Linked DNA regions of Homo sapiens: region 2 is linked to region 1. A link is an interaction called in ENCODE POLR2A ChIA-PET data of the cell type or tissue named here. Cell type or tissue: PC-9. All regions are shown on one strand. Region 1 overlaps MCU (mitochondrial calcium uniporter). Region 2 overlaps MCU (mitochondrial calcium uniporter).

Evidence for each region. Peaks named below come from ENCODE experiments on the same cell type or tissue, not always from the same donor. Only the 100,000 strongest peaks of a DNase experiment are listed, where the experiment ranks them.
Region 2: POLR2A ChIA-PET joins it to region 1 with 6 read pairs; 6 of 35 experiments call an interaction of 5 or more read pairs at or near these places.

Annotation. Positions count from the first base shown.
Region 1 is chr10:72,836,715-72,840,714 of GRCh38, reverse strand. All of the region lies in intron 2 of MCU (mitochondrial calcium uniporter), which reads right to left. Among named protein-coding and RNA genes, the nearest start is that of OIT3, 55 kb to the left of the region's middle. In PC-9, no CTCF peak of the experiment used is centred here; no DNase peak of the experiment used is centred here; H3K27ac peaks cover 386 bases.
Region 2 is chr10:72,762,654-72,766,653 of GRCh38, reverse strand. All of the region lies in intron 1 of MCU (mitochondrial calcium uniporter), which reads right to left. LOC124902450 (a long non-coding RNA gene) reads right to left here. Exons shown (of 2, transcript XR_007062189.1): 2 at 1-3,775. Among named protein-coding and RNA genes, the nearest start is that of MIR4676, 44 kb to the right of the region's middle. In PC-9, no CTCF peak of the experiment used is centred here; a DNase peak (open chromatin) is centred at 2,273; H3K27ac peaks cover 1,525 bases.

The DNA.
Region 1 (4,000 bases):
CTGCCACATTAAAATACTTAGGCTCTGTGTGCCCTATAATTTTTGGATTTTTGGTGATTAAGTAGCTTTAATGCTTCATTTCTTTTTTGTTGTCAAGTCTTTTTAAAGTTGGAATGAAAGATATATAGTGGTGGGGTATAGTGGTTGGGTATGTATGTGTCCTCAATACAATAATGACACAGAATTTCCAACTGTGTACAACAGTTACTAACATGACTTGACAAAAAAGTCATTAATAACATTTGTCCCCTTTCCCTCCAAACTATTTTTAAAACTCACAAGAAAAACTCTAGACTATATAAAGAACACTTACAACTCAATAATAAGAAGATAAATAGTCAAATGTTTTCAAAAGGTCCTTTGAATAGACACTTCACTAAATAAAATATCTGAATGGTTAATAAACACATGAAAAGATGTTCAATATCATTAATTATCAGTGAAATCCAAATTAAAACCACAATGAAGTAATATTACACATCCATTAGAGTGTCTATAATCAAGATTGATTGTACCAAAGTTGGGGAGGATGTAGGGAGACTGTCACACTGATGTACTGCTGGTGGGAATGTAAAGTGGTACAGTCACTTTGGAAAACAGTTTTCAGTTTTTTAAAAAATTAAGCATATACCTACAATATAACCCAACCATTCCATTCATAAGTATCTATCCAAGAAGAATGAAAACATGTCCATACAAAGACTTACAGGCAAATGCCAGCAGCAGCTTTTTTTTTTTTTTTTTTTTTTTTGAGACGGAGTCTCGCTTTGTCACCCAGGCTGGAGTGCAGTGGCGTGATCTCAGCTCACAGCAAGCTCCGCCTCCTGGGTTCACGCCATTCCCCAGCCTCAGCCTCCTGAGTAGTTGGGACTACAGGCTCCTGCCACCACACCCGGCTAATTTTTTTTTTTTTTTTTGTATTCTTAGTAGAGACAGGGTTTTACCGTGTTAGCCAGGACAGTCTCGATCTCCTGACCTCATGATCTGCCCGCCTCAGCCTCCCAAAGTGCTGGGATTACAGGTGTGAGCCACTGTGCCCGGCCACCAGCATTATTTTTAATAGTTCAAAATGGAAAACAATCCTAATGTCCCTCATTTGGTGAATGAATAAAGAAATGTGATATTTCCATATACCGGAATACTACCCAGCAATAAAAATAAAGACCTACGAATACACACTACAACATGGATAAGCCTTGAAAGCACTGTGCTGTGTAAAAGAAGCTAGATGCGAAAGACTACATATTGTATGAGTCCATTTATACGACATTTTTGGAAAAGGTTTAACTACAGAGACAGAGAGCAAATTAGTGGTTACCTGGGGTTGAGGGTGTGAGTGAAGATTAGAACTGGGGAACTTAAAAAAAAAAATTTGCTACCCTATCAACTGACAAACAAGCAAGCGGTCCAAAGATGGATTGTTGTGGCCAGCCACAGTGGCTCACCCCTGTAATCCCAGCACTTTGTGAGACTGAGGTGGGTGGATCACCTGAGGTCAGGAGTTCGAGACCAGCGTGGCCAACATGGTGAAACCCCCTCTCTACTAAAAATACAAAAATCAGTCGGGCGTGATGGTGCGTGCTTGTAATCCCAGCTGCTAGGGAGGCTGAGGCACGAGAATTGCTTGAACCCAGGAGGCAGAGGTTGCAGTGAGCCAAGACCGCACCACTGCACTCCAGCCTGGGTGATGGAGCGGGACTCCGTCTCAAAAAAAAAAAAAATAGATGATTTGTTGTGACAGATGTACAATGATGGGTAAATTTTATGGTATGTGAAATATAGCTCAGTAAAGCTTCTTTAAAAAGTAGCAGGACAGAAAACAAACAAAAAAAGCTGGAGCATGTATCTGGTTCCCAAAACCATGCACAGACCTTAGGTTTCGAATTTATATATTATCTATTACTTGGGTTGACTAAACAGATGATTGTTTATTAATTAAACAGGAATTTTCAGATACTTTCATTATTAAAATTATTTGCCCGCAAACAATTTTTGTAGGGAAATCTTGTATCTTTTGTTAAGTACAAGATAAACATAACAACTCTCTAGCAATTCTCTCTCACTCTTTTTTTTTGTGTGTGTGAGACAAGGTCTGACTCTGTCGTTCAGGAGGGAGCAGTGAGCAGTCAAAGCTCACTGTCGCCTTGACTTCCCACCTCATTGCAGCCTTGACCTCCTTGGGCTCAAGCAATCCTCCCACCTTAGCCTCCCAAGTAGCTGGGACAACAGGCACATGCCACCACGCCCAGCTAATTTTTGTATTTTTTAGTAGAGATGAGGTCTATGTTGCCCAGGCTGGTCTTGAACTCCTGAGCTCAAGAGATCCTCCTGCCTTGGCCTCCCAAAGTGCTGGGTTTACAGGCATGAGCCACCATGCCTGGCCCTAGCAATTCTTAATACAAGGCAAATTGAGTAGGATTACATTTCTGGATAAAAAAATAAAAGCAGCTAGATAAGGCTATTTTTCTTGTTCTTTCTCTAGTTCACCTTTCACACTTTCCCAATAGCTAGAGTGAAGATAGGTCCTGGTCTACACTATTAAAAAGTATTTGGCAGCCGGGCGCGGTGGCTCACACCTGTAATCCCAACACTTTGGTAGGCTGAGGCGGGTGGATCACAAGGTCAAGAGATCGAGACCATCCTGGCCAACACAGTGAAACCCCGTCTCTACTAAATATACAAAAAAAAAAATTAGCCAGGCGTGGTAGTGAGCGCCTGTAGTCCCAGCTACTCGGGAGGCTGAGGCAGGAGAATCACTTGAACCCGGGAGGCGGAAGTTGCAGTGAGCCGAGATTGCGCCACTGCACTCCAGCCTGGCGACAGAGTGAGACTCGGTCTCAAAAAAAAAAAAAAAAAAACCAGTATTGGGCATCTCCTTTCACTCTCAAAAGTGTTCTGAGTTGGATGATAAATTATACAAACTGTCTACAGCAGAATTATCCACATCCTTAACTTCCACTAACATGAAGGGAAACCCCTGGAGGCTTTAAAGACTTCAAGTAAGTATAAACCATATAACCATAAAAATTTTACTATCAGTCATTTTACAGTTGAGGATCTGGGGCACAGAGAAATTAAAATGAGAAGTCTAAGACCACGTGTTTTAGATTTGAGGTCTTTAGCACTACCACAACCACTCCTTACAGAATAAGTACTGTTTCTACATTTTTCTGTTGGAGGTGTTAACTATTACTATCTACATTTCACGAATGAGGAAACAGGCTTTGACTTATTACTTACCGGGGGTTATAAGGAGGTTAAGTGGTAGAACTGGGATATAAACCTAGGTCTGCTTGTCTCCAAAGCTTACACTCTAAACATTTAAGCAGATTGCCTCTCATGAAAGCAAACATGGGTGTGAGTATGAGTATGTGTTTGTTCCATGGTTTGGTCTAGGGGAATCTGTATCACTATAAAATTGTATGCAAAATTTCCTATGTTTATATAAATTCTTCTAGAGAAAGGGTCTAGAACTTTCAATAGATTCTCATAAGTATTTACGATACCAAAAAAAAAAAAATCTAGAACCTGTTAGATTGCTTTGTTAGAGAGGTAAGCATTTAAGATAATCTACATATTTTATTATCAGCTGTTACCGTCATAACCAGATTCGTCAACTAACATAATTAACAAGCAATTACTGAAAAGCAGTATATATAGGTATATTTACTAAGCATATAATACCATAATTATAGGATATGATATTTTAGACCTTATACTTCTAAAAACTGAGGGTCAAGCCCTCATTTAATACTGAAGATGACCAACAGTCACAACAAAGAGCAGGGAGTGATGGTAGAAATTTCTGTTACTGGTGACCAAACTCTACTTATTGGAGTAGCTGTGGATTAAGCAGTTTTCTCACATGCTATACTGACCTAAGGTGAAATTAACTTAGAAGTACAAAATTAGAAAGATATATAATAAGGACATCAAGCTACATTAAATCAAATAATTTTGTGCTTTTATTTCTTGATAACTAATATGAATTAGTTTTCTT
Region 2 (4,000 bases), 74 kb after region 1:
TGGGCTATGACTTTGAATGGTCAGTTTTAATACCCTCGCCACAAGATTCTGCAATCTCCTAAAGTACAGATGAGAAAGGAATTTTTTTTAGTTAAAGGTAAAATTGAAAAATATTCAAGGGTTCTAGTAGTCCAAGCAGCTCTAAGGTACAGATTTCTAATTCATGACTTCAATGATCTATGTGTAATGAATAAACATAGGTTGTCTTTTTCTTGCATATTTTGTACTTAGCAATATATAAAGGCCATTAAAAGAAAAGCTGATATCTGAACTGCAGAGACTGTGGCAAACCTTGACTTTTGCCATAAATTGCTAATGCTAATTAAGACACGTTGGGTTTAATCTGAGATTCAAGAAAATCTAGTCTTGTCATACTTATACTATAAAAAGAAAGACAAGAAAAAAGAGCCACACAAAAGGTACTTGAAATTTGCAACTTTCTCTTAACTTTATTCCAATTGATATGAATGTCAAGAAATGAAAAACAGTCAGTCATGGTGGCTCACGCCTGCAATCCCAGCACTGTGGAAGGCCATGGTGAGAGGACTGCTTGAGGCCAGGTGTTCAAGACTAGCCCGCAAAACAGTGAGACCCCCACATCTCTACAAAAAATTTAAAAATTAGCTGGGTGTGGTGGCACATGCCTGTAGTCCCAGCTACTCAAGAGGCTGAGTCAAGAAGATCAGTGGAGCCTAGGAGGTCAAGGCTGCAGTGAGTTATGATCTCGCCATTGCACTCCATGTCTTCCAGCCTGGGAGCAAGATTCTGACTCAAAAAAAAGAAAAAGAAAATAAAATAAAAGAAAATAGTCATCTGAATTGTTTTTATTCTGTCGAGTTTCTTTCTTTTTTTTTTTTTTTTTTTTTTGAGACAGCGTCTGGCTTTGTTACCCAGGCTAGAGTGTAGATCATAACTCACTGCAGCATCAACATATTGGGCTTAAGCAATCCTCCTGCCTCAGCCTCTGGAGTAGCTGGCACCAGAGATACGTGCCACCATGCCTGGCTATATTTCTTATTTTTTGTATAGATGGAGTCTTGCTATGTTATCCAGGCTAGTCTTGAACTCCTGGGCACAAGCTATCTTCCTGCCTTTGCCTTCCAAAATGCTGGGAATACAAGTGTGAGTCACCATGCCCAGACTTATTGCTTATTCTTCCTGGAGGTATTTGCCTTAATAATATCTATAATAGAAAGCCCTACAGATTATTAAAATAATAATCTTTGAAATATAAAACATGACCTAGGAAATAACAACTTTATAGAAGGAGGTAGCATAAAGAAGAACAAAAGGCTAATAAAACCTTTCCCTTCTACTCATTACCCTCTTCTATCATCTCCTCTTTTATAGTACTTCTTACGAAACCATTTATAGATTTTGCAACATTTTATGGGCAAAACTATTTTAATTAATACATTTCTAAACAATCAAATAGTTGTAAATTAACTGCACTATGCTATCAACAACTGAATTTATAGACCGAGGTTAAGGGCCAAAACACAAAAATCTTTTCATTAAAACTCTTGTTCTACATGCCCTAACTCTCTCTTTTTTTTTTTTTTTTTTTAAGAGATGGGGTTCACCATGTTGCCCAAGATGTTCTTGAACTCCTGGGCTCAAGCGATCTGCCCACCTCGGCCTCCCAAAGTGCTGAGATTACAGGCACAAGCCATTACTCCCGGCCCTCTAATATTTAATTCTTTATAAGGGCAAAAATCACATCAATATAAGTCGTATGTTTTCCTGTTCTATAAATATGTGGTCATTAATGAATCTATTTAGTGGCTTTCTCAAAGTATTTACAGTTAACTTGTGCTATAGAAATTCAGACCATTCCCTGATAAATCCTATTCTCTTAATATAGCCAAAAGTCATATACATCTACTCAGAACTTCATGGCAATTACATTTCTTAGTTACTCTGAGTAGACTGCAGCCCATATCTCAATTAGAAATATTAAAATTATAACCCCAAATCTGTTTAGGGGAATGTAATACTTTAAATCCAAATTGTAATTCTTCCCTACTGCATAGTCTTCCCAATGAAAAAGTATAATCACCATTTAAACATTTTATAGTTTTAGCAGTGTAATGTAAGAACTCTTAATTCATCTGGTAAACAACATATTTGGGCACATGTGCTCAAATGTTATGTTACCTTTTAGCTACTGGACCAACCACAGAATCATCTTTCAAAATAGCTAGAATTCCTAGGTATGCAATACATTAGAATGCTGCAAAACCACAAGGTTTTTTTAATACCAGGTCTACACACAAATTCCACTCCCAACCAGTAACTATGTCCCTGGAATGTTTCTGATATCTTCAAATAACAAGTTCCTTCTGCAGACAAGATTACACTGTCCATTAAATTGAATAATGGGCTATTTGGAAAGCCAGAAACTGGCTCAATCACCACAGCAAAATGAAGAAGAAAGTAAACTGGAATGGACTTGTACAATGCCTTAATTTCTTAAATCATTTAGTGGAACTGAAAGCCACAGGACAAGGAAAGACAAAACATGTGTCCAGTCAACATTATGTAAATGTGAAGGGGATGCTAAAGGAAATAAAGTCAGCTCCTAAGAAGGGAAAATATAACAGTTCAACCTAAACTGTTCTGCTTATTTACTGATGGTAAATGGCTACTTTTAGAGAAAAAAAATAGAAATTTAGGCTGACTTTAATCAAGGTTCATTCTTTGGTTGAGCACATGCGTGTGTGTGTGTGGAAGGGGAGTGTGAAGGGGAGAGTATTAATATTACCTTACACCTCTCATAGCTTTCTTTCTGTATTTTCCTATCTCTGATGGTATGACTCAGTCACCTAAGCCAAAAACTTAATCAGCTGAATTATATATAAAGATACCTGAACTATATAGTAAAAGCCTTTTCAGTCTCTTTACCGCCAGCCTATTCCCCCTCCAGACAGCTGAATATGATCTACCTAAAGTGAAATCTAATCAAGTCACTCGCCAGTTTCAAATCCTTCAATGTCATGCCACTGTCTACAGGATAAACTGAAGCTGTAAAGCACAGTATGCAAAGTCCCACCATAATCAAACCTTTCTCTCCATCCCTACTCATCCCCAAGCTACCATTTCATACTACATTTTTACTGATTTGTGATTCTTTAAAAAATAAAAATTAATGTTAAAACCCATTCTTTTTCACACCTCTATATATACTCATGTAGCTCCCCTTAGCTCAAATGCCTTTCCCTCACTCATTTGACACCCAGCCAGCAGCCACTCATACTCCCGCTTCACCCAGTTTGAGACCCAGCTGATCTGCTCCTCGAAGCTTTTCCTGGGCTCCTAAACTGGGTTAGGTGCCAGACTCTTTGATATTTCCTTAGTATGGTAGGTGAAATAAGGACCCCAAAATGTGTCCATGCCCTAATCCTCAAAATTAGTGAATATGTTACCTTACGTGGCAAAAGGAACTTTACAGATGTGGCTAAGGACTTTGATGTAAAAATGAAAAAGTTTGCACCCAGGATTATCCAGGTGGGCACAATCTAATCACAGTTATTTAATCAATTAAAATCAGAAAACCTGTTCCAGCTCCAGAGAACCAGAGAGATGGCAGCCTGAAAGGAACAGAAAACACTAGCTTTGAAGATGGAGAAAAAAATCATGAACCAAGGAAATGTGGGTAGTCTCCAGAAACCAGAAAAGGCAAGGAAACAGATTCTGCTCTCACAGGTCCAGAAAGGAACACATCCCTGAAGACACGTTGATTTTAGCCCAGTGGGACCTCTGTCAGATTTCTGACCTACAGAAATGCAAGATAATAAATTTGTTATTTTAATTTATTACTGCAGGAAAAAAAAAACACCTAATACACTGGGGAACAGTTTTATGACATTATACTATCACTATCTGTGCCTGCTTCCTGACTAAACCTTAACAATATCGAAGGCAGAAAATCTATCTTACTTAAAACTGCATTCCCAGTACCTAGCATAGTTCCTGTACGTAGAGGTGCTCAATAGTATTT